Linked DNA regions of Mus musculus: region 2 is linked to region 1. A link is a loop called in an ENCODE intact Hi-C map of the cell type or tissue named here. Cell type or tissue: left cerebral cortex. All regions are shown on one strand. Each heading gives the region's core, and the rest is flanking DNA. Links, peaks and the distances in the headings are about the cores only.

Region 1 (15,561 bases), core at 3,919-11,918:
TTTTATCCTTTTAGATCAACTTTTATTTTTAGCAAAGCTATAGCTATAAACATTTTCAGATAGTCAAATTCTACTACACAATGGGAAATAGCAGCCGCCTTCCTCACCTTTTCCAAACACCAGTCCCAGAGGCCCTTTCCTTTATATTTCCAAGGTTTAGCTTTTTCTTTTTAGCCCCTCCTTACTTTTCTAGGCAACATCTAGCTCCTGTTTAAAAAGAATTCCCACAATCGTTTTAAAAACTGTATTCATTTAGTGTGTATGTGTGCGTCTGCGTGCAGGCATGGGCACCTTGTACATGCAGGTACCTGCAGAGGTCAGAAGAGGGCATCCGGCTCCCTGGGAGTGGAGTTACAGGCAGTTGTGATGTGGGTGCTTGGAGAAACCAGGCCCTCTGGAAGAGCATCAAGTGTTCTTAGTTTCCCAGCCGCCTTCTCTCCAGCTTCCTGCAGTTGTCTTTTTTTATTGTGCTTCAGTTAGTATAGGTTCGCTTCCTATGCTGAGGGCTGGGCATGTGGCTCAGTGCTTACCTTACCTGGCATGTGTGATACTCTGGCTTCATTTCCCACCATAAAAAAAAACTATGCAGCTACTTTTGGATCAGATTTAAGGCCCACTCCACAAGATTAAACTCATACCCAACGCCATTCTCGTACTGACAACCTGTAACTAGACAGGTCATAGAACATGGTACTATTATTCTGTTGAATGAATATAAGCCAATCCCTAATGACCTATCATTATAGCAATAGATCAGTGCATCTCTCACTCAGTACTTAGCTGAGATGTGTCTATTTGCAGTAGATGTTGACTAACACAGTGACCTACAACTGGCCAAGATGCAGAGAATAAGAGTGTAGAATGTCCAGCCCTAAATGCAACATTGTATGCATTGCCTCCTCCAAAGACTCAGAGATCATTGCAAAAGGGGAGGAAAGCACAAGAGGCAGAGGTGGTGGGTTACTGCAAGAAAACTGTCTTCTAGACACAACAATGCAGATGCCCATAAGAATGCACAGTGGCTGTGTCAGCACGCACAAACCTGTGCAAGCCCAAGAACCCCAACATGGAGAAGGGAATTTGGTCATGAGCCCCACCCTTAGACAAGGAGCTATTGGCTAGTTGCTAGCGAAGGAAAGGTCAGTTTTCTCTAAGAGTGCAGCCCCTGGTAAATCGACTGTGCTCTAGTGGCCACATATATGAGTGTGCTTGGGTAGCACACAGTGACATTGATGGGAACAAAAAGACAGAAATTGGGGGAGAGGTTAAGGGGTGGATCTGGGAAGACGTGGCTGAGGGAGATTAAGTATGAACAAAACTTTTTGTGAGAAATTCTCAAAGAGCAATTAAAATATTTAAACAAAAGAAAGCAGAGTTGGGGCTGTTGAGACGGCGATGAAAAGGTGCTAGTTGGCAAGCCTTAAGACTCATTCAATTCAACTCGCAGGACCTACATAGTAGTAGGAGAAAGCTGACCCTTACAAGCTGCTAACTGACACACACACACACACACACACACACCCTAAACACTGGCACACAAAATAAGTTACAATGTAATAAAAAATACAAATGAAGTAAAATAGATACAAAACCACAAAGAGGTAGCCCCATTCTATCCCTAATATACACACCCTTGGATTCTTTAGCCGATATAGTAAGATGTTAATTTATGGGTAGATCTTAATTCAGTGTTTATATTATTATTAATATGGATATTACAAAAAACCTGGAGTTACACCCTCTTCCTCCCTTCTCCCAGGACATTTTCTTCTCCCTGCCTTTTCTGTTTGCTAGGATCTGTATGTTCCTACCACTCATTCACTCCCCGTGTCCTGATGCAGTTGGTTGTAAAGCTCTTAAAATGGTTATCTATCAGTCCCGTTCATTTTTTCCATATAAACATCTCTTCTAGCCTCTATGATCTTTCTGCTCTCAGCTGGATATTTCTCTCTGGGTTTGTTTTGTACCTAACTGCCCTAGAACATCCCTTCACCATTAACTGGGAATTCTCTTTGTCTCTTTCTCCCATTATAGCCTGTTTTCAGAACCCAATGCTTCTTGTCTTTCTTCCTTCCTAGTTTGATGGGGTACTCTCTGAAACAGTTCTCTGAACAATGATGTAGGGAGGTAAAATTAATTTTTAATTACATTGTGTGTGTGTGTGTGTGCCTGTATGTAGGCTTCAGTTGGAGTTACAGGTGATTGGAGCCACCTGACATGGGTGCTGTGAATTGAATGAACTTGAATCCTCCGGAAAGTCAATTAAGTTCTCTTAAATATTGACCCATTTCTCTATCCCTAAGATTTATTTTACTTTGTGTGTGTGTGTGTGTGTGTGTGTGTGTGTGTGTGTGTGTGTGTGTGTGTGTCTAGGTCTGTTTATGTATGAGTTCAAAGTGACATTGATGCCCAGAAAAGTGTGTCATAGCCCCTGTTGCTTGTGGTATAAGTGCTGGACACTGAACTTGAATCCTTTGAAAGAGCAGTAAGGGCCCTTAAACCTTTGAGCTATATCTCCAGTTCTTTATCCTAAATCTTTGTGTTAGTTTAGCTGAGTATCTAAATGCCCTGGAAACTTTTTTCTCTCAGATTTCTGAGACCTTTTCCCTTTGTTTTTCAGCTTCTGTTGTAGTTGTGAAGTTCAGAGACACTGTTAGTCCTGGGTTTCAAATGTGCTGCCCCCTCCAAATTTCTTTCTTTGCTGTGCTTTAATTAGCATATTTTCCATTCAGAAGCTTACACCTGTCACTCCTTTCTGCATTTATTAAGCCTCAGCTTTTTGAGCAGGCTACTTAAATAGTTCCTCCAGTTTCAAATTTTGTTTCTCAATCCTCCTAATTGAAAAGAAAAAAAAAACGACCTTATTTTCATTTTATCATTTTCTTCTAATTTATTTAAAGGAATCGTAAATGCACATAATTTTTTCTTAAAAAGTGGCACACTTAATGAATGTCCTTTTCTCTCCATTTAGGTCAGCCCTATTCTGTGGAAACATATGAGCCATTTATGCAAGCTTCCTATTATGTTTTTTTTCCCAGTTGTCAAATTATTTATTTGAATGTCTAAAATAAAACTTTTTTAACTGGACATTTTATTTATTTACATTTCAAGTGTTATCCCTTTCCCAGTTTCCTCTTTGCAATCCCCCTAACCCATTCCCCCTCACTCAGCTTCTATGAGGGTGCTCCCCTAGCCACCCACCCACTCCTGCCTCACTGCCCTAGCATTCCTCTACACTGGGGCATCAAGGCTTCATAGGACCAAGGACCTTCTCTCCCATTGATGTCAGATAAGGTCTCTTCAGCTCCTTCGGTCCTTTCCCTAACTCCTCCATTGGGGTCCCTGTGCTCATTCCTATGGTTGGCTATGAGCATCCACATCTGTATTGGTCAGGATCTGGCAGAGCCTCTCAGCAGACAGCTGTATCTGGCTCCTGTCAGCAAGTACTTCTTGGCATCATAATAGTGTCTGGGTTTGGTGTCTGCATGTGGGATGGATCCCCATGTAGGGCAGTCTCTGGATGGCCTTTCCTTCAGTCTCTGTTCCACTCTTTGTTCCTGTATTTCCTTTAGACAGGAGCAATTCTGGGTTAAAATTTTGGAGATGGGTGGTTGGCACTATCCCTCAACCTGGGGGCCATTCCTAATCTCTGGATATGGTCTCGACAGGTTCTCCCTCCCCTTTGTGAGGTATTTCAATTAATGTCATCCCCATGAGGTCCTGGGAGGCTCTTGCTTTTCCCCATCCGGGACTTTCTGGTTGTTACCCCAGTCCCCCATCCCCCATTGCTTCACACCTCTGTTCTTTTTCCTGACCCTCTGTACATCTCCTCCATCTCCTCCCATATCTGATTCTTCCCCTCTTTTTCCCCTTCCCCTTCTCTTCCTCCCAAGTCCTGTCCACCCTCTACTTCCCTTGATTTCTTTTTTGTTCTCCCTTCTAAGTAGGAGTGAAGCATCCGCTCTTTGATCTTCCTCTTGAGCTTCATGTGGTCCGTGAGTTGTATCGAGGGTATTCCACTTATCAGTGAGTAGATACCATGTGTGGTCTTTTGTGACTGAGTTACCTCACTCAGGAAGATATTTTCTTGATCCATCCATTTGCCTGCAAATTTCATGAAGCCATTGTTTTCAATAGCTGAACAGTACTTCATTGTGTAAATGTACCACATTTTCTATATCTATTCCTCTGTTGAGGAACATTTGGGTTGTTTCTAGCTTCTGGCTATTATAAATATGGCTGCTATGAACATAGTGGAGCATGTGTCCTTATTACACATTGGAGCATCTTCTGGGCATATGTCCTGGAGTGGTATAGCTGGATCCTCAGGTAGTACTTTGTCCGATTTCCTGAGGAACCACCAAACTGATTTCCAGAAGTGTTATACCAGCTTGCAATCCCACCAGCAATGGAGGAGTGTTCCTCTTTCTCTACATCCTCACCAGCATCTGCGGTCACCTGAGTTTTTGATTTTAGCCATTCTGACTGGTGTAAGGTAGAATCTCAGGGTCGTTTTTTGATTTGCATTTCCCTGACGACTAAGGATGTTGAACATTTCTTTAGGTGCTTCTCAGCCATTCGAGTTTCCTCAGTTGAGAATTTTCTGTTTAGCTCTGTTCCCTATTTTTTATAGGGTTATTTGGTTCTCTGAAGTCTAACTTCTTGAGTTCTTTGAATATATTGGATATTAGCCCTCTATCAGACTTAGGATTGGTAAAGATCTTTTTCCAATCTGTTGGCTGCCATTTTGTCCTATTGACAGTGTCCTTTGCCTTACCGAAGCTTTGCAGTTTTATGAGGTCGCATTTGTCGATTCTTGATCTTAGAGCATAAATCTGTTCTGTTCAGGAAATTTCCCCTGTGCCCATGTGTTTGAAGCTTTTCCCCACTTTCTCTTCTATTAGATTCATTGTGTCTGGTTTTATGTGGAGTTCCTTGATTCACTTGGACTTGAGCTTTGTATAGGGAGATAAGAATGCATTGATGTGCATTCTTCTACATTTCGACCACCAGTTGAACCAGCACTACTTGTTGAAAATGCTATCTTTTTTTCCACTGGATGGTTTTAGTTCCTTTTGTCAAAGTCGTATTATGTTTTGATGGAAGTTGAGTTTGGGACTTCTTGCATTCTAGGCAAAAGTGCTACCAATCAGCCACACCCTGGTCCTTAGTTAAAAAATTCTGGGGGGCTGGAGAGATGGCTCATCGGTTAAGAGCACTGATTGCTCTTCCAGATGTCCTGAGTTCAATTTCCAGCAACCACATGATGGTTCACAACCATCTGTAATGGGATCCAATGCCCTCTTCTGGTGTGTCTGAAGACAGCAACAGTATAATCACATAAATGAAATAAATAAATCTTTAAAAAAAATTCTGGGGAGCTGGAGAGATGGCTCTGTAGTTAAGAGCACTTGTAGCTCAGCCAGATTAAATCCCCAGCTCCCATATGGCAGTTCACAGTTTCAGGGGATCCAACACCCTCTTGCAGATATATGCACCAATAGGCAAAACACCAATGCACATTAAAAAAAAATTAGTTGCTGTATGAGATAAATGGAAACAGATTAAATTAACCGTAAAGGACTGGGGAGACCAGTCTGACCTCAAAATCACAGAGTGTTCCAATGCATCCAGGTGTAAGTACACCCTGAAAGTCCCCCTGCACCTCCCCCCCAAATCCTTCAGTTTGCAGATCCTAACACTAAGGACACCCTACTACATAACGATACGATTGTTGCCACACCTGTAAAAATTCATAACTAATATCTTTAACACCCTTCCTCTATTCAACATCCCCTAGCGGTGTCTGCAGGATCTTACCTGGCCTCATTTGGTTGGGCAGGTACCTTGGTCTTTATTAAATCTATTGTAACCTTGCTATTGTTTCTTTGCTTTATCTATTAATCACACAGAAATAAAGTTTAACATTTCTTCTGAAGTTTTATTTTATGTGTATAGGTGTTTTGCTTGCATATATCCACTTGTGTGCCCAGTGCCTTCAGAGGCCAGAAGAGGGCACTGGATGCCCTAGAACTGGAGTTAATAGGTGGTTGTGTGTGCCATGTGAGTGTTGGGAACTGAACCTGGGTTCTCTTCAAGAGAAATAAGTGCTCTTCACTGCTGAGCCATCTCTCTAGCCCCTAATAAAATATTGCTTTTAGCGAAAAAGGGAGAGAGAGGGGGTACACTTTTAGGTTGGGGAAGTAGCTCAATGTAGAGGGATACCCTAGCTTGTGCAACGCTTTGGGCTCTATCCCCAGCACCTCATTAAAAACAGAAAATTAAAAACATGTTTCTCTGAGGTGTGCATCACAGCTATGAAATTCTACACCCCCTACAATTTCAATTTTGCCTGGTGGGCGTGGCTTGTGGTCTCGAAGGGTCTCAGGAGAAAACAGCCACTTCCTCTTCAGTAACAGCTGGCCTCTGTAGCAGGCAGGAAGCTTGGAGAGATGTTGTGGAGGCCCCACACTCATTCCTTTCTACCCAGCAAAGTGCCGCACCAGGAGAGTTGGGAGAAGCCCGGGATGGGGGTGGGGTGGGGTGGGACCTGGCATGCTAATGTCTATTTTAGGACTGACTCTTTCAAAGCTACTGTTGTTACTTAGCTGCTAAAGGAGTGGGCATTCCAGAGTCTTGATTTTGTCCCCAACACTAGAATTCTGAGATGGCCTCTGTTGCCCAGGCTAGCCAGTGCTAGCTCATCGATTCTCCCAATGGCTGTACAATCATCGGGGGCTGAGTACATGATACTGTGTCCCCGGACCCCAGGTATGGATTCCCGTGAGTCCCTCCCGTGATGATATCTGCTGCCTTGGGGCTAGAGTAGGCACTACTGTCATGTGGTAGGAAGAGGGCCCAGAACAGTCCCTTATAAGAGAGAGTCCCCAGCCCCAAGTGTCAATAGCGAGCAGATTGAGAAATGTTGCTCTCCTGTAACCCCTGGTTCACCCACATCCCTAATCCTCAGAGATAACCAGAGTGGAGAACAGAGGCTCCGAATGGAACCACTGCGTGCAGCCTCGGGTAGCAACCCAGACAGTGGGCGGACCACAGCCTCCGCAATCGGCGGCTGTTGGTTTTGGCCTTTGCAAGATCAGACTATCCGGTGGGAAAGAGTTCCCAAGCCACTTCAGCTACTGCTGTTAACTGTTCACCTGACTGGCCTTGGTTCAGGGAATGAGTACACAGCCGGCCCTCCACCCACCTTACACTTGCCTCTCCCACTGTGAGGGAACAGAGGAGCCGCAGAAGGAGAGAACTCCAACAGTGTGAGTGGGAACACGCTTCAGTCCTTAGCCAGGAAGCTTCCGGAACTCAGTATGGAGCGCAGGAGAGAAAGCCAGTGCCAGGCTTGTCTTCCATCACTGCAACCCTGTATTACCAAGACCTCTACAGGCCGAGTCCACTTCCTGAGGTCAGCAGGACTAGGGTAGACAGGAGCGCCTGGCTCTGATGAAGTTGGTGAAGGAAGCCAGAGCAGCCCAAGGCCAAGGAAGGGACTATGGAGAGACCCGGCTCCAACTCTACTTTCAGACCTTGAGTCACCCCATGTGGCAGAAACTACCTTTTGCTCCCCAAGTAGCCAAGATTCCCCCCTTTTGCTTCAGTACTGGGGGTGGAAGGCAAGGCGTTACACATGCTAAGCCAGCACTCTACCATTGAGCTATGTGTACCCAACCCCTCAAGCTCCTTTTCTTAGATAATAATAATAATAATAATAATAATAATTGAATTTTAAGTTACATTTCCCAGGCTCTCTTGCAGCTAGGTATGACCACATGAGGCCATTTTGGCCAATGGGATAGGAATGGTAGTGACATGTACACCTTATGGATTATGTCTTTAGAGAGAAAGGGTACAAGTGTGATGGCAAGAGCTTGGACTGTAGGAAACAGAAGCTTTGTGTTATGACATCAGCACAAATTAGAAGGTCCCTGGCTCCTCCACTGAGTTGTCTTGCAACCACCCAACAGCTCAGACTTTCACATGAGAGTTAAATGAGGTGCTCTCCTCCTAAACCTCTATGTACCAGTACGTACCAGTTGCTTTTCCTGTTACTATGACAAATGCCTGAAAAAAGTCACCTAAGGATAGAAGAGAATTATTTTGGCTTGTGGTTTGAAGGAGAATCATCTATCATGGCTGGAAGGCATGTGGAACTGATCACAGCATCCATGGTGAGAGAGCAGAGAGATGAATGTGAGTACCCAGCTCACTCTCTCCTTTTTATTTAGTCTGGGAGCCTAGGCAGGAGGATGGTCCTGCCCATGTTCAGGGCTGTCTCATTTACACCTCTCTGAGAATGTTCACAGTCCACCAAGATGTGAGGAGATGAGAAGCCCTATTCTACACTCCCGCCATCACAGAGCCTTCTGCCACCATGTCTTCCCCTCCATGATAGACTGTATTCCCACAAACCATAAGCCAAAATAAGACCCTTCCTCCTTTCTTGTCAGGTATTTGTTTACAGCAATGAGAAAAGCAACTAATGCATCCACTAAACCAAACTTTCCAGTGGCCAGCAAGGGCCTCGGATTGTCTTTATCTAGAACATTCTATCCACAACCTTTCTGAGCTTGGTCCCTAGCTGGGGCTCCAGAGCCTGGCCCTTAGTTTAGGGAAACGGTGTTTTGTTCCTTCAGCCTCCCAGGACACTATCTGAGACCCAGGTCTCACCTGTCCAACTGACATTCCACACCACACCCTGGCAACTGAATCCAGGGCACCTCTCCCCAGGACCACTCTTCCTCCCCAGGCTAGCTCTCCATCTGGTGACAGTGGCAGCTAGAACACTTTTGGATCAGAGCCATGTTTTAAGTAAGTGCTTTTCCAGGTTAATTAACTTTAAAATATAAAATCTCAGTCTCTCTATTATAAAATATTATATATATCACATATATATTGTATAATATATAATATATAAGGAGAGACTGAGACTTTGCATTTACCATATACAGTATATTATTTACTATATATAAATGTATATTTAATACACATACAAAGATTATATCAGAAATGTCTGCTCCCAGACTACAGAAAAATGAATGTAGGCTTTAGGCTTTTGTACAGCAGAGTCCTTCTGGTTGTATGGTGCTGTGTGTGTGTGTGAGTGTGTGTGTGTGTGTATGTGTGTGATCATAGGTCCTTGATGTGGATGTCAACGTAGGCCCTTGTGTCTCCTGAGAATTCTTCAGTGCTCTGAGTGGTCATCTAGCTCTAGAAGGAGAAGGAGGAGGAGGAAGAGGAGGAGGAGGAAGAGGGGGAGAAGGAGGAGGAAGAGGGGGAGGAGGAGGAGGAGGAGGAGGAGGAGGGGGAGAAGGAGAAAAAGAAGAAGAAGGAGGAGGAGAAGGAGGAGGAGGAGGAGGAGGAAGAGGGGGAGAAGGAGGAGGAGGAGGAGGAGCAGGAGGAGGAGGAGGAGCAGGAGGAGGAGGGGGAGGAGGAGGAGGAGGGGGAGGAGGAGGAGGAGAAGGAGCAGGAGGAGGAGGAGGAGGAGCAGGAGGAGGAGGAGGAGGAGGAGGAGAAGGAGAAGGAGCAGGAGGAGCAGGAGGAGCAGGAGGAGAAGGAGAAGGAGGAGCAGGAGGAGGAAGAGGGGGAGAAGGAGAAGGAGAAGGAGGAGGAGGAGGAGGAGGAGGAGGAGGAGGAGGAGGAGGAGGAGAAGGAGAAGGAGAAGGAGAAGGAGAAGGAGAAGGAGAAGGAGAAGGAGAAGGAGAAGGAGAAGGAGAAGGAGAAGGTAGCAGAAACCTCATCCCTCTCTCTTCCTTTCTCCCAGGTCTCCCTCACTGAATAAGCACCTGGCTGGCCCCTCAGATGTGTAGAGTAGCCCCAGGGCTCACACACTTCCTCTTGTTCCCTCAGGCTTAGGACTGGCCAGACCTGCACAGGAAGTCTGGCCTAACCGTAATCCAGGCATGGGAAAAGCCAAGGCAAGAGGCTCCCAGCCAATGGACAGGCCAGAGCTACCTGCGCCACAGTTACAGTATGACTCTTAATCACTTGGCCCCACGTCCGTGGCTGGTGAGAACAATGCAAGCAGGTCTCCCAAGCAAAGCCAGACCCACACCATTGACTTCCCAGGAAGGTGGGGTGGCTCTACTATCATCAGCACCCAGTTCTCTTCTTTGACAGGCTCGCCTGCAACAGAGTGGAGAACTGTGGCCCAGAAGTCCTCATGGCACAAGCTAAGCTGGCCAGTCAGGGCAAGGCAGCTCTGCAAGCACAAGATAACTGTCACTTACTGGGGACAAGTGCTCCTGCCACTCTGAACTTCTATGGTTACACGTGTTTGGTTCCCTGGACTGCAGGGAAGAAGTTGGCACCCTGGAGTTGTCTCTTTCCTTCACGTCTCACTGCATAGGGTAAATTCCAGAACACAGCCTCTGATTTCTATGGTTACCAACAGTTGGTGTCCCTTTTCCTGAGACAGGAAGTGACTAGGTTCATGCAAGTTTAAATGTTTAAAAGTTTAAAAGTTTGAAATGGGATCGGAACCACATTTGGGGTCCCCTCATGCTCATAGTCTCTCTCTCTCTCTCTCTCTCTCTCTCTCTCTCTCTCTCTCTCTATATATATATATATATATATATGTATGTATATGTATATATGCATATATATGTATATGTGTGTATATATATAATTTAACTTTATTTTACATGCATGATTTTGCCTGCTTTCACATTGTATGACAGTGTCAGATCCCCTGGAGCCAGAGTTGTGAGCTGCCATGTTGTTGCTGGGAACTGAACCCCTGTACTCTGGAAGAGCAGCCAGTGCTCTTAACCATTGAGCCATCTCTCCAGCCTCCATGCTCAGGCTCTTGACCTCCCCTGCACAGAGGGCCAGCCAAGGGCGATTTGCAAATTCCTGAATGACACCTAGCTCTCCCTGCTCCCTGCTTCTCAGTCTAGCCTCCCTGTGGGTGGTTAGACATCCGGCTGGTCAGCTCTGGTTCTCCTAAGTCACCGTCACGGGTCCCTCCAGTGTCTGCAGCCTACACGCATGCTCCCTTCTAGCCTTGTTTTCCTTAGCAGCCAGGCCAAGAATCAGAGCCTGTGAGTCCGGGAGGAAATGACTGCAAGGCGGAGCTTGCACGCCATCCCTCTTTCTGCAGACCAGACTATAGACCAGAACCAGTTCCTGAGGGTTGCCAGCTCCCAGAGGCAGAGAGGGTGCACTTCAGTTCAAAGCCCCTGAGTTCAATTAAGGACTGGAGCCTCACCCTCAGCAATATGAGTTCAAGGCTTTACCGACTCTGATTTACTGCCAAGTCAGGCTCTCCAGAGTTCTTGGAACTGGGAGTCTGCGCCCTTTGGCACTAATTAAGACTAAGATATTAGTGCATCATCGACACATAGATGCTTTTCTTTTAGCCAGGCCTGGTGACATCCACCAGTGATCCCAGCACCTGGGAAGCCCGGACAGGAGGGTTTGAAGGTCCAAGATCAACACCCTGTTTCAAAATGGAAAATGAAGAAAAGGGATCTGGGGAGGCAGCTTGGTGTGTGTGAGGTCTGACTTGTAATCCCTAGGAAGGGAAAGGACGGAAAAACAAAAGAGAGACTTTTGGGTGTGGATGTGTAGATGTTTCCATTTCTGTCAGTGCATATGCTTGGGAGGACAAGACAGACAGACAGACTGAGACAGAAAGGCAGAGGGCAAGGTTAAGGACACAGCAGGGCACCCTGCAGAGACCCACAGAAATAAGACATCTATCTTCTTTGCCCCAAACTGTCTGCCCTGCCCTTTGAACAGAGGTCCCCAATGACGGGTCATGTCTCCCACAGACTGGGGCTCTCTAAGGATCTGCCCCTCCTGGGAATGAGGCCTATTTAAGCCGTAGCACTCAGAGTACATCCCTTCCACGGGTGTGTGATGAGCCCTCTTTCCCATGTTTTCTGCAGCATCCCTGCCAATGCCTGGGGAATAGTCCCGATGTTTTGCCCTGAAGTGTAAAGTTGAGCCCAGGGATAAACTTGAATTCTGCGAGTCCTCAGGGAGCAGCCCATTCTTTCCCAGTTATCTTTCCCTTTAGGGATGTAAGGGACAATCTCAGGAACTGCTCACTCTGCTTGGTTTTGGAGCCAGGAGGGCACCAACTAGGCTAGGCCATCTTTACCTTCCCAGTGTTGGGATTACAAGCCTGTACCACTGAGCTAAGCTATTTTGTGCATAGCCTTAGAAATGAAACATAATAGCTTTACCAACTGAGCCATCTCCCCAGCCTCTCTGCTGCTATGCTTTCAACAGCTACATGTTTTTTTTTTCTACTCATCTCTCACTGACTTCTCACACCCAAGGAGGGTCACGTGGGGAGCTCAGGAAACCCCGAAGTGTGTAGCCAGGCAAATCTCCGACATTGGTCTCAGATTTTCACCCACGATAGGAGTAGTTCAAAGATTGCCCCCATTCCCAAGCAGCGGAGCTCTTTCTTCAAAGAGGTTTGTCTTTCCCAAGACAATGCCTCTCTGTGTAGCCCAGGTTGGCCTTGAGCTCAAGATTCCCCTGCGTCATCCACCGTGTGCTATCTTCAAAGGAAACCTAAAATAGCTCAAAATAATCAGGCAAGGTGAAGAAGTCTTGTAGCCCCAGTACGTGGAGAAGCTGAAGCAGATCGGCCATTAAAAGTTCAAGGGCAGCCTGGTCTACACAGTTAGTTCTAGGCTATAGAGCAAAGACCGTTTTCAAAGAAGGAAGGGGAGGGCAGGAGCGGGGAGAAAAAGTGGAGCGGGGAGAGGAAAAGGGGGAGAGGAAGAAACTGCTAGCATCTGAGCGTGGGGATGTGCTCTAAAGAGGAGAGAGGACTGGTGCCCAGTTTGTCCTCTCGAAGGTTCTTGATGTTCCCTGGAGCCCAGTGAGCAACCTCACAGGGCCTGTTCTCTTCTGCTTTAGATTTTAAGCTCCCAGGATGGGACAGTGGTGGATGGGAGGCTCTCCGTGCTCGCAGTGCCCGGGAACAGAGAGAGCATGGTCCAGGTGAATGGAGGGAGGGGCGGGAACCAGAGATTTTGAGTTGTGCTAAATGTGCTAAATGTGATATTTGAGGGCCATGGGCTACTCCTCCAGTAATCAAGCCTAGTTCGGGAAACTAAGGAAAGACTACATTGCGTCAGTCATGTGTCAAAGGCTGAGGCGCCTATGAGACTGGGAAGGGACCTTGGAGGTTGGGAGCTCTAGGAAATTTTCCCTGAAGCTGAGTCTCCAAGATCACTTAAATAGACCTCAAGCCAGGCAGCGGTATATCATCACGGGGCGCCACTGCCCCCTTGTGGTCACATCCTCTGCGAAGCACAGGTTCCTGCCCCTCCCTGGGTTGGTACTATAGCTGGGGCCAGAACTGGAGAACTTGGGATATTTCTGTCCCTGACTTGGTTATCCACTTGTGATCTAGAGAGTAGGGTTTGAACACTGTGGCCTCTGATAAGCTGTGTGTCCTGGCTATGTTGCATACACCCTCTCTGAGCTTCTCCATCTTGTCCTACCAGCTTTCCAGGTGTGCTGCCCTGAGAAATCCCAGAGCTCCCGTTGTATGCACCCTGGTGGGAATACCCTTACCCAAGGGAACAGACTGGGGTGGGGCTGAAAGGCTGCATCCGGGGAAAGCAGAGCTAAGAAGTTTGAGGGAGACATTCAGAGAAAGGAGAGTGGGTGAGAGGATATGGTGGAGTGGAGAGAACCACAGCAGCCCTTGGATTCCATTAGCTCATTCTCCCACTGACCCTGTGACCCCAGCCTACCTCATCCTGTTTATCAACAGGGCAGAGTGCATGTTAACCGCTAACACCCTTCTCCTGAGTAGGTGTTCCTGCTGGCCTTGGCTGGTCCTGTCAGGTCCTAACAGATCCTTGCTAACCCATCCTGCCCTTTCTGGATCTTTCTTGGTGGACTCTTCTTCCCTGGAACCATTGCTGGCTTCTGTCTGGCTACACAGCCAAGTTCAAATGTTTTGTTCAGCACACAAGGGCCCTTAAGTCAGGTTCCTCCCTATCTGTGCCCCCTCTGCATTTCCTTTGCCTTTGTAACACATCCTTTAGGGTCACACTGGGAGTACACACTCCCTCACGAGGCCTCGAAGCTTCCTCCCATGATGTGCAGCCACCCATTCCTTCTGCTGAGCGTGTCCTCCCCATCTCCATCCTGAGTGTTCACATCTGGCTCACTGGAGTGGTTCCTGTTAATCACTGGGGATTTTTACCATGGATGCCCTTGCTGTGGGTACACAGATCACATGTCCTTCAGGACAGTCCACGTTCACCAGTATCCAGAGCAATACATAATTGACAAGGCTAAGAACCAGGTCACTAGAACCTGGGAAATCAGAGAAGAGATATGCGTGACTTCTTTTAAGTCCTAGGCCTAAATTCTTCATGTATGAAGTCTTTATTTGCCAACAACCTGAAGAGGTGTGTGTGTGTGTGTGTGTGTGTGTGTGTGTGTGTGTGAGAGAGAGAGAGAGAGAAAGAGTGTGTGCACAAGAGAGAGACAGAGACACAGATATATAGTGTGTGTATGTACAAGAGAGAGGCACACACACAGAGTGTATGTGCACAAGAGAGAGACAGATGCAGAGATATAGTGTGTGTGTGTGTGTGTGATGTGTTTATTCAGGCTCTGTAAGGGAAGCATGGAACATTCAGGGATTCTAACTCTTATGGAAAGATGGTTTTCTCTCCTTGGTGCCTATCTTATTCTGATGAACATGAGAAAAGAGACTAGGATTATCTAAGAGTTCAAAAGACCTAGGGAAAACACTGGCATAGCTCACACAGGTCTTAGGGAATTAAAATTACCTGTGCTCATTACCTGTCTCTGTAGAACAGAGCAGTTGAGAGTTAAAGGAATGAAAACTCAGCCTCTTGATGGCTTTTTTTTTTTTTTTTTTTTTTTTTTTTTTTGCTGAAGGAAGAAAAGGACTGGAAAGCAAATATCCACAGCCTTCTTTAAATTCATATCCCCAGAATCTAGACCAGAAGCAGGCACTTGGAAAGCATTTGGTTCTATGCAATTACAACTGAGTTATTGAAAAAGTTTAGTGGAAAATTTGGTTTGACTTTGGAACCCATTAATTTGCAACATTGCCACCTTGTGGCATTACTAATAAATTACAGGCTAAGGCTAACAGGAAGTGTTCGCTACAGAGCCATTTTCCTGTCAGGCTCTTCTCCTTTACTCTAAGGCAGAAGTTCTCAGTCTGCGCCCCAGGGGTCACCTAAGACCATTGGAAAACACGGTATTACACTGCAATTCATAACAGTAGCAAAATTACAGTTACAAAGTAGCAAACAAAAATACTTTTATGACTGGGGGAGGGGGTCACCACAGCATGAGGAACTGTATTAAAGGGTCATAGCATTAGAAAGGTTGAAAACCACTGCTCCAAGGTCTTAGGAGGTAGCCTAAGGTGGGTCACTTCCAAGCATCTCCATAGAGGTGTGCTACCCCTTTAAAACCCAAATCGGGTAATGTTAGGGGTTATCACTTAAGCTTCTAGAGCTCTCTCCAAAAATGGCTTCAATTCCCAACTTTAGGGCCCAGAGTGTTCAACTTGGGTGTCCTACCAGCTTG
Region 2 (15,561 bases), core at 3,769-11,768, 120 kb before region 1:
TGGAGCTGGAGCTGGAGCTGCTGCCTGGGTTCAGCACTGGTTCTGCGGATCACATTTGGTACCGCAGAGGAACCAGCTAGCCACATAACCCTAGCAGTTTAAACCAGGCTGCCAGCCAGGGCCAGGGCCACTGGCCAGGTCTGATGCAGGACCAGCAGGACAGGAAGGGAATGGAGGATCGTCACGACGGGAAAGGCTGTGGGGACCTAAAAGGCAGATCCTTACCTCGCAAAGGATCCCAATTTGATGAAGGAGACGGGTCAGGCTCCCAGAAGCATATAGAGAAAAAGGAAACAATGTTACAGAGCGGGACTATCACAGGAATCAGCTAAGTCTCAGGGCAACCCCTTCTGTTTCTTTTCTGGGCCATTGCTGATGCAGTACATCTGGGCATCATGGGTAAGCACTTGATGAGCAGCTCCAGACCGTGGGAGTGTGTAGCACTCAGTGGTTTTTAGCATATATGATCCCAGAGACAGTCATGTGGAAAGGGTTCTTTTGTCACAAGGAAGAAGACACAGCGTGTGGCAGGCTGTCCTCTGAGAAGGATGTCTGAGTCGACGTGCAAGGATGATAGGAATAATCACAGGCCCAGAGCGACTGGAAATGAGGAGCTGTGGGAGCGGAGGGAACCATGGGTGCCAGAATCCAGAGAGAAAAAGAGAACAATAGAGCCCAGAAGCCGGGATGTAAGGTGGTTTCTAAATCCAAAAGGGGAGATGCCCTCTCCTTTGTCACGAGTACAGCATTCTCAGATGGCAGTCGTTGTTGCTAGGGACAGAGGCAGGACACTTTAGCAGCTCCATGGCTCTTCCCAAACTTCCTGGCTGCTACTATCCGCCCCATTTCAGCCAAAACAAAACATATAGAGCTAAGTGGGTAGAGTGTCCCCGTAGCACGCCTCAGGCTCTGGGCTTGATCCCCAGCATCTTATGACTGGGTGTGGTGGCACACACCTAAAATCCCAGCATTCAGGAGGCAGAGGTGAGGGGGGGGGGGGGATCAGGTCAACGTCATCTTCAGCTACATAGCGAGTTTGAGGATAGCCTGGGCTAGGTTAGACCATGTCTCAAAAATAATCAAATGGGTTGGAGAAACGGCTCAGTGGTTAAGATCACTTGCTGCTCTTGTGGAGGACCTAAGTTTAGTTCCCTGCACCTACCTGGTGGCTCACAGCTCACAGGTTCTAGGTGATCTGACACCCTCTTCTGACCACAAGAGCACCAGGCACACACACGGTGCACAGTCATACATGCTGTCAAACCACTCAGGGATCTCAGTTTCTGTCTGACTAACCACAGGTCATCCTCCTTTGGCCTCACCTTTTCCCAGGCAGGGATCCTCCTTGAGCGTATCCTCTGTGGTACAATAGTATTGTGTCCCTGTGGATCCTCTTCGGGATGGCCTGGCTGGCTCTGATCTTCAGGCTGATCCTGTTCCAGCTGGAGATACTGGAGGTGGAGGACATGGACGCTTGCTCACACTGCTCCAAGAGGAACTTGAAGGCCTGAACCCGGAGGCCAGGCCAAGAAGGGAAACATGGAATTCTGTTTGTAAGCTGCTGCTTTGAGAGGTCAGCATCTTCAAACTTCTGCTCAGGTTATGAACTGTGACAAGGACAACTAGCTGTACTCCACAGCCGTGGTGGGTCTTCCTTCCCAGACTTCTGATTTTAAGCAATAATTCCCATCCTTCTTTCCAGCTAGGTTCAGGTAGATGATAGATAATTCAAGTCCATCCATAGATTGCCTCCTATGTAACTTATGGGATGTGACTTTGGACATAAAGAACACCCCCTCTTACTTCTTTATTCTTGCCTTCTGCAGTGTTGATGTGCTGTCTCAAACTCTAGCAGCCATATTGCATGAGGTAGAGACCATGGTGACTGAAATTGGTTGCACAGTAACAAAAGAAGGTTGGAGTCCTGGTCACCTCGCTGTCATTGTAGCAGACAGGATCTGAGCACTGTTTGACTTGACTCATGTAAAAGCAATAAATGTCATATTTGAAACTGTGTTTGGGTGTCTATGGCACAGTAAAATCTAAATTCACAATTTTACATACATATCCAGAAACAGACTACAGAGAGAGGCAATGCCTACCCTGGGAGAGCTTGCCCAGGATTGGTGGAGGGGTTGACAGAGAGGATGGGAGGTTCCTAAACCCTCTACCCTCAGACACTACAGGGGAATCCACAGGGCTTTTGATGATTCCCAGGGCCGATCCAGTAAACAGGTATGGCAAGAACCTGGATAGCTACTGGATCCTTAAGCCACAGAGAAGCATGGGCAGACTGATGACCTGTCCCTGCCTCCCCTCTGTCCTTTGCCTTGAAGGCTCAGTTTAAACAGCCCAACTATCTACACTGTGTTCTCCCCGTGTCTCCAGTTTCCCTGCCTCTCCTCTGGCCTTGTGACCACAGCAGCACAGAGTGGGTCTCTGCAGTCCAACCATGCACATGCAGGCTCCCCAGGCCCAGGCAGTATCCTGGGTTTACCTGAGCCAGTGGGGTTCTTGGCCCTAGTGGGCTCCTGTGACTCTGCTCCCTCCATTGCTGTGATAGGGATTCTACCCTCTGTGTACCAACCCCTCAGACCTAGGGCCTCTTGGAACTGGGTCAGCGGCAGCCTTTTGACCAAGAAAGCCCAAAAGGCTGTTACACCACCCTGTTTGCGCCATCTGATCCACTCCGAGGTGGGCCAAGGCCAGACCAGAGTAAAGTCTCAGGCCCTCTTCCAGAAACCTTGGGTCTGAATAGAGGAAGCAAGGATGAGGCAGAGGTGTGCTCTCCACAAATAGGATCTGGCAATTCAATGCTCAGGAGAGTCTCTAATTGGCCTCTGTTACTTTGTCCCCCCAGCCAGGTGCCCTTGGAAGAGCCCTTTCTCCTCTCCCACCAGGACCCTGGTGCTCAGAAGTGCTTGCTTCCAGCAGGAGACAACTTAATAGGAAGGGTGTCCAAGAGAAGGCTGATGATTGGCCAGATTCTTACACTTGTGCACCAATGGGAAGAATTGTTGATGTTCAGCCCTCCAAATCTGCCTAAGTAGCCAGCACAGTAGGCCATGTCTGTATTCCCAGCATTGGGGAAGTTGAAGGCAGAAGGATCAACAATTCCAGGTTATCCTCAGCTACACTGTGAGTTTGAGGCTAGCCTGTCTCAAAAACCAAAGAGAGAGAGAGAGAGAGAGAAAGAGAGAGAGAGAGAGAGAGAGAGAGAGAGAGAGAAGAAGAAGAAGAAGAAGAAGAAGAAGAAGAAGAAGAAGAAGAAGAAGAAGAAGAAGAAGAAGAAGAAGAAGAAGAAGAAGAAAAGGAAGGAAGGAAGGAAGGAAGGAAGGAAGGAAGGATGGAAGTAAGGAAGGAAGGAAGGAAGGAAGGAAGAAACCACCACTGGGGAGGGTGCGTAGAGGGAGGCAGAGGGAGGCAGGAAAGTCAGGAGAGGCTAAGCAGAGAGGCTGAGTCTGACTTGCTGCCTGCAGGACCATCATTCTGCCTTCCTGGCAGGCTCAGATGTGGCCACCCACTGCCCACAGACAGAAAGGATGCTCCGAAGCAGGCCACTGGGGCTAGGTGTGCAGCCCACCTTCCTGGGTAGGAGCCTCAATTCTGCCCTGTCAGGCTCTGTTGCCCCAGGCAAACTTGGGAGTGATCACCAATTTCCCTCTGCAACACAGATAAGATCTCCCAGGATTGATGACTAAGTTTTGCAAAGAACTCTAAGCAATGCGTCAGCCCCTGTGAGCACGCATGCCTTCGCAGCCAGGTCGGTGGACCAAGGCAGGAGGAAGCACCGCTCTGCAGGCCCCAGCTGACGTGGCGCCTCTGCTGACCTCTTTGAAGGCCAGGGTTGATCTGAGCTCTGCCCCCAGGAGCTCCCTGCTGACACTATCCCATGCTGGCCGGGATGAGGGGCTCTGGACATCCGTGACTCATGGGGGAGCGTCCAGGCAGAGTCTAAGAACCGTGGGCCAAGTGTGCAGATGTGCCCCCAGGGACCAGCCACAGCTGCTCCAAGATGCTTCCTGCAGCCAGAGCTTGCTCTTCTGTCCCTCCAGCACTTACTGTCCTGACTACATGGCTTCCGGCATGATCCAAGCACGGGGATGCTTCCCTCTAAGATACCTTTATCATTATTTACATCTTGTCTTGCTCGGGTTTGGTTTTAAGTTTTTGAAATCAGGTCTCGTGGGATCCAGGCTGGCCTTGAACAGACTGTATAGTTAAGGCTGATTCTGGATTCCTAATTTTCCTGTCTCTATCTCCCAAGTATTAGGATAAAAATGCCCGTATGGTCGGGAGCACTGGTTTAGTCTCTGAAATTGTCTTGGAGGGACAATAGTTGCTAAGGCCATCATGAAGGTGTTACTGGGTATAGTGACACACAACTTTAATCCCAACATTTGGGAGACAGAGATAGGCAGATCTCCACGAATCTGAGGCCAGCCTGCTCTACATATTCAGGCCAGCCAGAGAGATACATAGTAAGACACTGTCTTTTTTTTTTTTTTTTTAAGTCAGCAGGATGGTTCAGTGGGTAGAGTCACTTGCCACGAGCCGGATGACCTCAGCCCAGCCCCCAGGTCCCGCGTGCTGGAAGGAGAGACCCGGCTCCCGTGAATTGTCTTCTGACTTCCACATGCATTCCACAGGACATCAGCACTGCTCCCAAACACGAATAGTCAATCAATCAATTCTAGCCAAGTCAGGCGTGGGGGCGCAGATCTGTAAGCTACTTAGGAGGCTGAAGCAGAGTGACTCCAAGTTCAAAGCCAGACTGGGCCTGAGTTCAAGGGCAGCTTAGGCAACTTGGCAAGAAGAGCCTGTCCTAAAATTAAAAGTGAGAAGAGGACTGGGGTTGTAGCTTGGCTGCAGAGTGCTTGCCTAGCATGTTCAGAGGGCAACAGTAAACACAAAACAGTCCTTTCAGGTAGTCCAGAGAGGTGTCCTTCTTGTCCTACACAGTGTCACCTATGAGAGAGGAAGTGGCTCTGAAATCTTTGCCTTTATATCTATCTCCTCACCCCAAGGAGCTCCCCACCTTACCCAGCCAATTAACATCAACCAATTGCCCCCGCCCCTGCCTCTCTCTGAAAGAAAGAAGACCTACCCATGTTCACCAGGCCTTAAGTTCATTGGGCCTCAGTCCCCTGAGCCCCCCTGCCCCTCAGTTGCCTTCTCAGGATCTTCAGCCTGGAGAAAGCAATGCTAGGAACCAGCCTCTGAAGTATTTGATCGACTCCACAGAAGCTTGTGAACTCCTAAGACTGAGCCAACTTTGTGAGACTCCCATCCCAAGGCCCCAGGGCCTTATCTCACCAGATCCCCACCCTGGGCTGCAGGCCAGGAGCTCGTTGTCCTGAAGTAGACCTGATGACCTCCACCCTCATCAGGCCACCCACAGGACTGCTTCCCACCCAGCCACACTGCTCCAGCCTCTCTCCCTGCACTTGTCCCCTGCCTTCCTTCACCCTTGGCTGGACAAAGTTCTGTCTGAGTAAAACCTTTCTTGGAGCTACAGAGAAAGCCCCAGTCTAATCCCTATACCTTACCTGGGGTCTGGTGCTGATGTCCAACCAAAGTGGAACCTGTCCCTGTTCTACCCCCAAAACTGGACATAGCATGAAGATTTGTGCTTCTCACTTTCCTAATACTAAGACCTTTTGATACCGTTCCTCATAGCCTTCATAGCCCAGTCAATTAATAATTTTTTAATAATAAAAATTTATTTTTGTGGTTACTTCATAACTGTAATTTTGCTACTGTTATGAATCATAATGTAAATATCTGATATTCAGTGTATCTAATATACAACCCCTGTGAAAGTCATTTGGCCCCTGAGGGTTGAGAACCACTGATGAAGACTCCTGTGTTCTGACTTCTCCCCATACCACCCTCTGACACATTCGTACAGTTCTTTCTTTGACAGGTGTATCTGCTCTATAGCTGCTCTATAGTTGGTCATTCGTTCACTGGCAATGGTTATTGAACAGACTGTGGCAGATACCAGAAGCTCATGTTCAGGGCTCTGTCTGTAAACTTAAGTACCCACTGAGGTCTCAGAATCTATCTCCCTGCAGACAAGAGGAGATCCATATAGCCATTCATCCCCTCCCTGAAGACTGTGCTTTGAACAGGGCCTGCTCACCCGGCTTAAGGACATAGTGTCTATCTAGGTGGTCCTTCCCCTAGTGTGATGCCTGGGTAGAGCTGGGTCTTCTTTTATCCTTCTGGCCTCAGCTTAGATGGTCCACTCTTGCCATTGCTAGAAGCTGCACCATCCTCGGAGCTCACACACACACACACACACACACACACACACACACACACACACTGGGCATTACCTTTGCATTATGCAGCTGGGGAAAGGACCAGCTGCTCCCTGCAAGGTCATGCCAGGTCCGTTACCCAGAGAGCAGAGAGCATCAGGCTACTGCAGCAGCAGGAACAGGGACTCAAGCAGGAACTAAATCCGAGGAGAGTGACACTCAGTTAACCTGACCCCAGAGCCACTCCAGTCAGCAAGATGATAGAAGCTCTGTTTGCTACAAGGCACCCACAAAATAAGTCACCCATGCTTGCATCTGACCTGTTGACGACAGTGACAAGAGGGAAGGAAAAGGTTTCCTGAAATGTCTAGTCTTATAACTTCTGGTTTCATGGAAAGGCCTAGAAGTTCAGAGGGTGATCCTCCTGCCTCCTAGCAGGAAACCACTCCAAGACCTTTGGAGCAGGAGAAAATTTGCTAAATTGTGCCTCCCAATCCTACCTGGGTTCTCTTGCAGTATCGTATCATTCAGATCTCTGTGCCTCTGGGCCAGCCACCTGTCCTTGAGGTGACCAATCATCCCAGGATTCCCGGAATCATTCTGGAAAAGCACCACACCCAAGGGTCCCCTTAGTCCTGGGAACAGTGGAACAAATGTCCTGGTCTTCCCCCACCCCACTGCCCCATGCAAGGAGCAGGTCTGTCCACAGGTCCTCACAGGGAGCAAGTATTTCATCCCAAATGGGCACGGAAGGGGACACAGAGGCTCCTAGTTCATGGAAGTGCTAGATCCAGCACCAAGAACGTTCTATAACACCTGTCTCCTCTGTTTGAACTCCCCAGTAGCTGAGAACAGAAGGGTCTAGCCCCAAGCAGCTTATCTGGGGAAAGACAGAATTAAAGAAGACTTAAAAAGACACACAACAGTGGCAAGCAGCTGGCTCCTGCAAGCAGCCAAGTCAACTACAGAGGACATTTTTGAAAGGCTGGGGAAAGCATGTCTCCTGAGGCAGCAGCCTTCAAGGAACAAGGAACAGATCTTCTCAGGGAGGGCGGGGGCACTGACTCCCAGCTCTGTGGCCTAGAGGTCTGCAAAGTACACATGAGAATGGTGGGTGCATGGTGGGCCCTGCCAGCATCAGCCTCCATCGGCCTCATCACTCATACAGGGTGCGGGAGGTGTGAGATGAGACATGATGCCTGCCTAGGTGTGGGAGGGGCCTCAAGGCAGCTGAGAAGAAGAGCACTGTCTGGGAAACCTGAGACTCAGAGTGAGGGGTGATGAAGAGTGAAGAGGCACAAACAAGGAAAAGACTTGGGGTGAGGGGAAGGAATGAGCAGGAGGAGCAGAAAGTAGGGAGGGAGGAAATGAGAAGGGAAGAAAGAGGGGAGGGAGGAAAAGAGCCTGAGGCAGGAGAAAAGGTGACAAGAAGGAATTCATCATGAGGAAACTTGTTATAAGCCAGGTGGGGTGGTGCATGCCTGAGCGCCCAGCTCTGGGAATCTGGAGATAGGAGACTCAGGATTTCGAGGTCAGCCTTGGTAACTCCGTGAGTTGGAGGCCAGCCTGGGCTACCCTGAGACCCTGTTTCAAAACTACAAAGACAAAAGGAAGGAATAGAAGAGAGGAATGGAAGGAAGAAGAGAGGGAGGGAGGGAGGGAGGGAGGAAGGGAGGGCTGGGCGTTTGACCCAGAGGTTGAAAACTTGCCCGGTAAACACAAGGCACTGGCTTCCAACTCCAACATGGCAAAAACTGAAAAATAAACATAAAAATCTCTATCCTCCAGCTAACAATGAGGGAGAGCCGGAGCTTCTCTTGTCCTAGAGGTTACAGAGGTCAGGGGAATGCTGGGTCCCACCCAGAGCAGAGGTGAGGGAGGCTTCTCAGGGCTGAGCTTTTAGGCCAGGAGCCAGAGCGTTGAAGGAAGAAGGTCTTGGGGCGGGTGCGGAGCCAGCCCGGGGCCAGGTACATCCAGCTAGCCTAGAGGGAGGAGGCCAGCAGCTAATACCGCACTGCACAAATATTGTTGTTTTGACTGCTCGTGGGATTGTGTTATTTTCCCAGGGAACCACAAGCATGGTGTGTGAGCTCATTTCAGAGCAGGGCCCAGGAGGAGAACGGTAGCCTCTGGCTTTGCCTTTCCTCTTCCTGACCAGGCACGCATACACGCGCACCGCCCCCCATGGCCACATATGTGGCAGAAGATGGCCTTGTTGGACATCAACAGGAGGAGAGGCCTTCGGGCCTGAAGGTGTTCAATGCCTCAGTGTAGAGGAATGCCAGGGTGGGAGGATGGGAGTGGGTGGGTGGAGGAGCACCCTCATAGAGGCAGGGGCAGGGGGAATGGGGTAGGGGATTTCTGAGGGGGAGACCTGGAAAGGGGAAAACATTTGAAATGTAAATAAAGAAAATATTCAAGAAAAAAAAGTTTAGAGGAGGAGAATATTGGTTTGTCATCTAAAAAAAAATGAGGCATGATGGCACATACTTGTAATATCTGTAATCAGCAGGTTGAAGTAGGAGGATCAGTCTCCAAGACTAGCCTTGGCTGCACTACAGTTTGAAGGTAGCCTGGGCTAGGTGAGAGCCTATTTCAAAGAAAGAAGGCAAACAGAAAAAGCTGTCCAATTATAAATTTCATCACTATCTGTAATGGTCCATTTTAACAGTCAACCTTATTGGATTAAGAAATACCTAGTGTTGGGCTGGTGAGATAGCTCAGTGGTTAAGAGCACCGACTGCTCTTCCGAAGGTCCTGAGTTCAAATCCCAGCAACCACATGGTGGCTCACAACCATTCGTAACAAGATCTGACGCCCTCTTCTGCTGTGTCTGAGGACAGCTACAGTGTACTTACATATAATAATTTTAGAAGAAGAAGAAGAAGAAGAAGAAGAAGAAGAAGAAGAAGAAGAAGAAGAAGAAGAAGAAGAAGAAGAAGAAGAAGAAGAAGAAGAAGAAAATACCTATTGGGCTGAAAGATGCTCAGTGGTTAAGAGGACCTGAGTTCTGTTCCTACCACTCATGTTGGATGGTTCACAACTGCTTGTAACTACAGCTTCCGGGAGACCTGACACCCTCTTCTGGATTCTGAAGGCATGACATTCATGGATACATAGCCACACAGACACCAACTTATGCATAGAGTAAAAAATAAATCATTTTAGAAAGAAATAACTTGGGGGGGGGTGTGTGTGAATCAAACACACCCTTGGGTGATTGTGGGTATTTCTAGAAACAATCCCAAGGGCTCCAGAATGATGAAAAGCTCGTCCCTTGGTGAGGTCATATGGTGTTATTGGCAGGGGCAGGGCCTTCTTAGAGGAAAGAGGTCACTGGAGACATAGTCTTGCCCTGGTCCCTCCCTGTATTTCCCTCTCTGCTTCCTGCCTGCCAAGAAGTGATTAGCCTCCCTGCCACTCTCCCAGCTGCCATGATGCTCTTCCTAAGAGCATACATGAGCTGAGGGACCCAGGTCTGATCCCACCGAAACCCTGAGCGCAGACAAACCCTTACTCCTTCCTTAGTTTGTTTCCGGCAGGTGTTTGGTCCCAGAGACAGCGCCCATGCTGTGTGAAAAGGAAAAAAAGAACCAGTGTTTTACCAGTTTATTCAGGCATGTGAACAGCCTCTGAAAATCGTCTTTAAAGGGAGAGCCCATTCCTTTTTGGACTTTTGTTCTTCCAACCTTGTTAGGACAGGGATGGTATGGTTGATATTGCAACAGTGATCTTGGATCAGGAGGCAAACCTTGTACATTAAAATGATCAAGCCAGCTGTGGTCTTACATTGACAACCCACTCTGAATGGCCTAACCAAGCTCACTGGGCAGACTGGACCCTGGGAGGTGCTGGGGACCATAGCACTTAGCCAATGGCTCCATGGCCAAAGGCGCCATAGATGAGGTGGAGTCAGGGACAGCATGAGAAGGAAGGCCTGGAGAATATGAAATCAACCAATAAACGAACCAGTCTCTGTCTTTCTTCTTTTGGCTTTTGTTTGTTTTCTGAGACAAAAATATCACTATGTAGCCCTTGGCTGGCCTGGAACTTGCTGTACACAGAGAGTCTTGCCTCAAAGACACAGAAATCCCCCAGCCTCTGCCTTTTGAGTGCTGGGATTAACTCCCCTCACCTTTTTGGACACAGGTGTGAGAACATTTTAGGTGAATCCCTTTTCTTTTCTTCTTCTCTTCCTCCCTCCTCTCTCCTCTTTCTTTCTCTCCCTTTCTCCCTCTTTCCTCCCTCACTTTTATCCCCCTCTTCCTTCCATGAGAGCATGTCTTCTCTGTGAAACTTATGGCCATAACTAGAGAAATCTAATTACTTTCACATGGGATATCTTGGCGGACATTGTTCTGAGCTTGGGGAGGGCTGGACCATTTCCCTGACTTCCTGGAGATGCTCAGGTTGATGGTGGCCTGTTTCTCTGGGATGCTTGTAGATTGTAGGTTCCAGGCTTCTGACTCAGTGCTCACACTTAGCCTTGGGGATTTGGTAAACTCCCAAGAATCCTGACAATTACAGATAAAATGTCTCCAAAGACAGGTACTGGGGCTTCTGTGTGGGGCTGAGGAGACTGGAACTCCAATTCTGGAATCAGACATGTCACCCAGGTACCTTTCTGCTCAGCTTTGGTCATTATCTGCCAATGTTCCGGCAGCCAGCTAAATCTGATGTGAGAGACACTTTTCATTTCTGATGCTGTTTTTCCCTGAGTCCCCACCACCACCACCACCACCACCAAGACTGCTGGTCTTCTGTCATGGCTCGTGATGGCTGCTTGAGCTCCAGCCATTTTGTCTGTATTCAGTAAGAGGAGGAGGAGGAGGAGGAGGAGGAGGAGGAGGAGGAGGAGGAGGAGAAGGAGAAGGAAAAGAGAAGAAGAAGAAGAAGAAGAAGAAGAAGAAGAAGAAGAGGAGGAGGAGGAGGAGGAGGAGGAGGAGGAGGAGGAGGAGGAAGAGGAAGAGGAAGAGGAAGAGGAAGAGGAAGAGGAAGAGGAAGAGGAAGAAGAAGAAGAAGAAGAAGAAGAAGAAGAAGAAGAAGAAGAAGAAGAAGAAGAAGAAGAGTATTATCGCATTCCACATCCCCCTTTAGATGCTTATATTTCAGTGATAGAACAAAATCACACTGGACTGTTTCATTGCAAGAGAAACTGGGAAATGTAGTCTTACAGTTACTTGACAAAGTAACCAGTTATAAAAGACTAAAAAGTGGAAGGCTTGAAAAAATACTAGAAGTTTCTACTATGGTGTTCAGAAACATCAGCAGACCTAGCCCAGGCCTCTGTCCTGGCACCAGCAATTACTGTGCACATGGTTGACCAAACTGCTCCATTTAAGGGCTAAAAACAGGGTTGATGTACTATGTGCCTAGCACGTGTGAAGCCCTGGGTTTCATCCCCAATATCACATAAGCCAGGCATGGGGGTCCATGCCTGTAACATTCACACTCAAGAGGTGAAGGCCGGGGTATCAGAAGTTCAAAGTCATCCTATGAGACCTTGTCTGGAAAGGGAATGGATGTACACAGACCGGTGCTATGATGTGATAGGGTCATAATCAAATGCTCCACAAAAAGGTCAGGTATCAAGTGTCGGACTGAGGTCCTGCCCCTGTGGAAATGCAGAGTGGGACATACAAAGATAGGCAGTAGACAAGTTGGGCCGGGGACAGTGCTCAGTGGGTGGGTGCTCCTTGTGAAAATGTGAAGAACTAAGTTCGATCCCCAGAACCCACATGTGGTGGCAGCACCTGTTTGTAATCACAGTGCTGAGGAAGAGGAGACAGGAAGCTCCCCGAGGCTCCCGGGCCAGCCAGTGTGGATCCTGCCTCAAAACCCAAAGAGGGAGCTGGAGAGAAGGCTTAGTGGTTAAAGCACTGGCTCCTCTTGCAGAGGGTCTAGGTTCTGCTCACAACACAAACAGGACACCTCACAGCTGGCTGTAAGTTCAGTCCCAAGCAATCCAATGCCCTCTTCTGGCCTATTCTGTCACTGCACATACATGGTAAACCACACACACACACACACACACACACACACACACATGCACACACATGCACACGCACTCAAAACCATGAATATTTTAAAAAATCTTTAAAAAGGACACAGGCAATAAGGACAACTCCTGAATAATGACACTTGGGGTTGTTCACACGTACGAGTATGCATAGGCATGTATCCACCCACACTGTATTGTCAGAATTTATAGAATGAATCCATATACATCCATATATCTACATATATTCATATATATGGATATTCATATGCACACTCACATGCGCGTGCACACACACACCACAGAGACACCTACATACACTCAGAAAGGAGTTCAGTTGTTTGGAATGGTTAGAAGGAGGCAATAGCTTAAGGAGCTGGTGTACTGGAAGTGATGAGGATGTTCTAGAATAGACTATGGAGATGTCACACTTGTCCATGAATAGACTAAAAGCCACTGGGCTGTGTCCTTACAATGATTTACTGTGTGGTTCATGGATTAGATCTCAGGACTGTCCTCAGAACTTTCTAGAAGCCTGAATGTACAACCTGCCTCTGTCTTCTCAGTCCCTGGCATGCAGTAGCCTCCTTGGACATATGCTGACCTCTTTCTCTCTGCTTTCGTCCTGGATAATTTATTACTAGTCCCTACTGACGGGAGTCTAACTGTGATTTCTTCCCTGTCCTACTGCCACCAACTAGCCCAAAACCCACTTTCTCCACCTCAAAAATACCTGATGCCCATTACTGTCCTTATGTCCTTTCTCCTCCGAGGAGCTGGGGGTGGGGTATGCTGTGGAGGTCTGAGGAGATAAAGGGCTTACTGTGTAGGCAGAGGACCTGAGTTCAGTCTCTAGCATGTATGTGAATGTTGTTTGCAGTGGCCTGTGTTTGGAAGCCCAGTGCAGAGGAGGTGGATCCCCAGGGCTTGCTGCCAGACTGTCTAGCCCACATGTCAAGTTCTAGGCCAGTGAGAGACATCTTTCTTACACACACAAAAGTGTCCAGCTCCTGAAGGACAGCTAAGGTTGTCCTATAAACACACATGCACATGTGTGTGCACATGCACACATGGAAAACATCAGACTGGATCTTTCATGCCTCTGCCAACCACCTCAGTGATTTCTCACTGCTTTTAACACATGAGCAAAGCCTAAAAGATAGCTTCTGGGTTCCTCAAGGCTGCCAGTGGCCCACCTCCACAGCCAGCCATCTTTTCCATCTCTGTCCCATCCTGCCTGTCCCCCTGAGTTATTGTCCTGTAAGGACTTCCGTGCCACCATAGACAAGCCTTGTCTTTGTACTTAGCAGTCTGGAGGTCCCAGCTCCAGCTCTCAATGCCCCTCCCTTATGATACAGGTCCCAGGTACCTCAGAGGAGGACCCTCTCAATGCCTCCACATATCCCAACCTTCCTTCAAGGCACTGTTGCTCCATGTTAGTGATTACCTGCTTAACAGGTGGATTTCCACTCAACTGAACTCAGCAAATATTTACAGAAGCGTGAGCATACAGAATGTCAGACTTGCTGGGCACTGGAGGTGAACATCTTTAATTCCAGCACTCAGGAGGCAGAAGCAGGTGGATTTCTGAGTTTGATGCTAGCCTGATCTACAGAGCAAGTTCTGTGACAGTCAGGGAATACACAGAGAAATACTGTCTCAAAACAAATAAACAAAAAAACAAACAAAAAACAAAAACAAAGCAAGAAACAAAACAACAACAGCAGCACAGAATGCCAGACTCTCCACTGCATGCTACCACCTTCTTCTGGTTCTAGACCCTAACCCACAGGGCCTCCAGTTGCTTCTGCTGCCCCCTAAAGAAAGGGACAACCCTGGTGGCAGTGTCCTAAATAATGGGGACTGTGATAGCAATGTCTCATGTCTCTCTGTTAGCCATCTCCTTTCCCGGACAGAACCCTGTGCATGTGAGTACACTGTGGAAGGACTTGAGCCTGGCCTCACTAACCATTTGCTGGCCCCCTCCTCACCACAGATTTACTGAGTCTCTCTTTGTGACAGACCTGGCTTATGCCTGAGGAGTCAGAGACCTGTGTGTGTGTGGGCACAGCCTAGGACACAGAATGGGTTTCAAGGACACAAACATGCTGCTGTAGTTCAGATGTAAATGTAGCCCATGGGCTCAGTGTTTGAATTTTCCATTCCTAGCTGGTGGTGTTGACATAGGACATTACGGAACCTTTCAGACTCAAGGCCTATCTGACTCAGGCCACTTGATTAGGGTCTTTGTAGTGTGACACTAACCCTGGGGAGATGTGAACAAGCCAATCTCAAGCCAAAGTAAGGACATGACCAAAGTCTAACTTGGTGGACAGTGAGTTTTATTGGGGTTCCTTACAGGAGTGTGGGAGAGTGAGTTAGTTACTTTCAGGAGCAGAGATCACTCAAAGTCAACTGCAATAGAAAACTCTGCCTAGCATGGGGGTGTAAGCTAAGAAAAGCTGGAACTCTCTGTGTGACTCAGCAAGCTAGTGTGTGTCTTCTAGGCAGTTTGTCCCATCTCAGCCTCTTTCAGATAGTTCCAATGATCTGAGAGGCACTCTCAGCAGTCCTTACAGCTCATATAACTTTGGAAAAGGATGGGCCTTGTACATTTTAGTTTCAGAGACTTCCTAAGACTTGTGAGTTGTTTACTTCCTTAGTCTTCCCAAGTCTCCATTTAGAATTTCCCAAGTCTTAAAAAGCTTTTCTTCACGAAGTAATGATTTAACTTAGAGCTGTGGCTCTCAGCCTACCTAATACTGTGACTCTTTAATACAATTCCTCATTTAGTGGTGACCCAAACCATAAAATTGTTTTTGTTGTTACTTTGTAACTGTAATTTTGCTACTGTTATGACTCATGTTATAAATATCTGTTTTCTGATGGTCTTAGGTGACCCCAAGGGGGTCATGACTCACAGGTTGAGAACCATTGAATTAGAAGGCGTTAACAACAGCCTTGAGGGATACAACCCAACTCAACTTCTTGCCTTGAGATCATTTACCATGATGTGAACAAGCCATACTGCAAAACTCTGCTGACACAGCTGAAGTCATGCCAGCCACCATGACGGACTCTACCCCCTCACACTGCGTCAAAAGAAGTCTCTCTCTTTTCTTAAGTTGTTTCTGTCAAGTTTTGGTCACTGTGATGAGAAAAGTAACTGAGTGTGTGCATATGCACACTCATGAGTGTGTGTGTGTGTGTGTGTGTGTGTGTGTGTGTAAAGAAAGATCCCTACCTACATTCTAGAATAGTCCTCATGTTTTTATAATGCAAGCTTTACTTGAAGTG

The links. Peaks named below come from ENCODE experiments on the same cell type or tissue, not always from the same donor. Only the 100,000 strongest peaks of a DNase experiment are listed, where the experiment ranks them.
Region 2: a loop joins it to region 1, with 2.9 times the contacts of the local background. A loop is called at or near these places in 26 of 42 quality-filtered maps.

The regions. Positions count from the first base shown.
Region 1 is chr14:20,111,902-20,127,462 of GRCm38, reverse strand. No RefSeq gene overlaps it. Among named protein-coding and RNA genes, the nearest start is that of Gm41104, 10 kb to the left of the region's middle. In left cerebral cortex, for the core only: no CTCF peak of the experiment used is centred there; a DNase peak (open chromatin) is centred at 7,204.
Region 2 is chr14:20,235,297-20,250,857 of GRCm38, reverse strand. It overlaps the pseudogene Gm2048. Among named protein-coding and RNA genes, the nearest start is that of Kcnk16, 26 kb to the left of the region's middle. In left cerebral cortex, for the core only: no CTCF peak of the experiment used is centred there; a DNase peak (open chromatin) is centred at 7,408.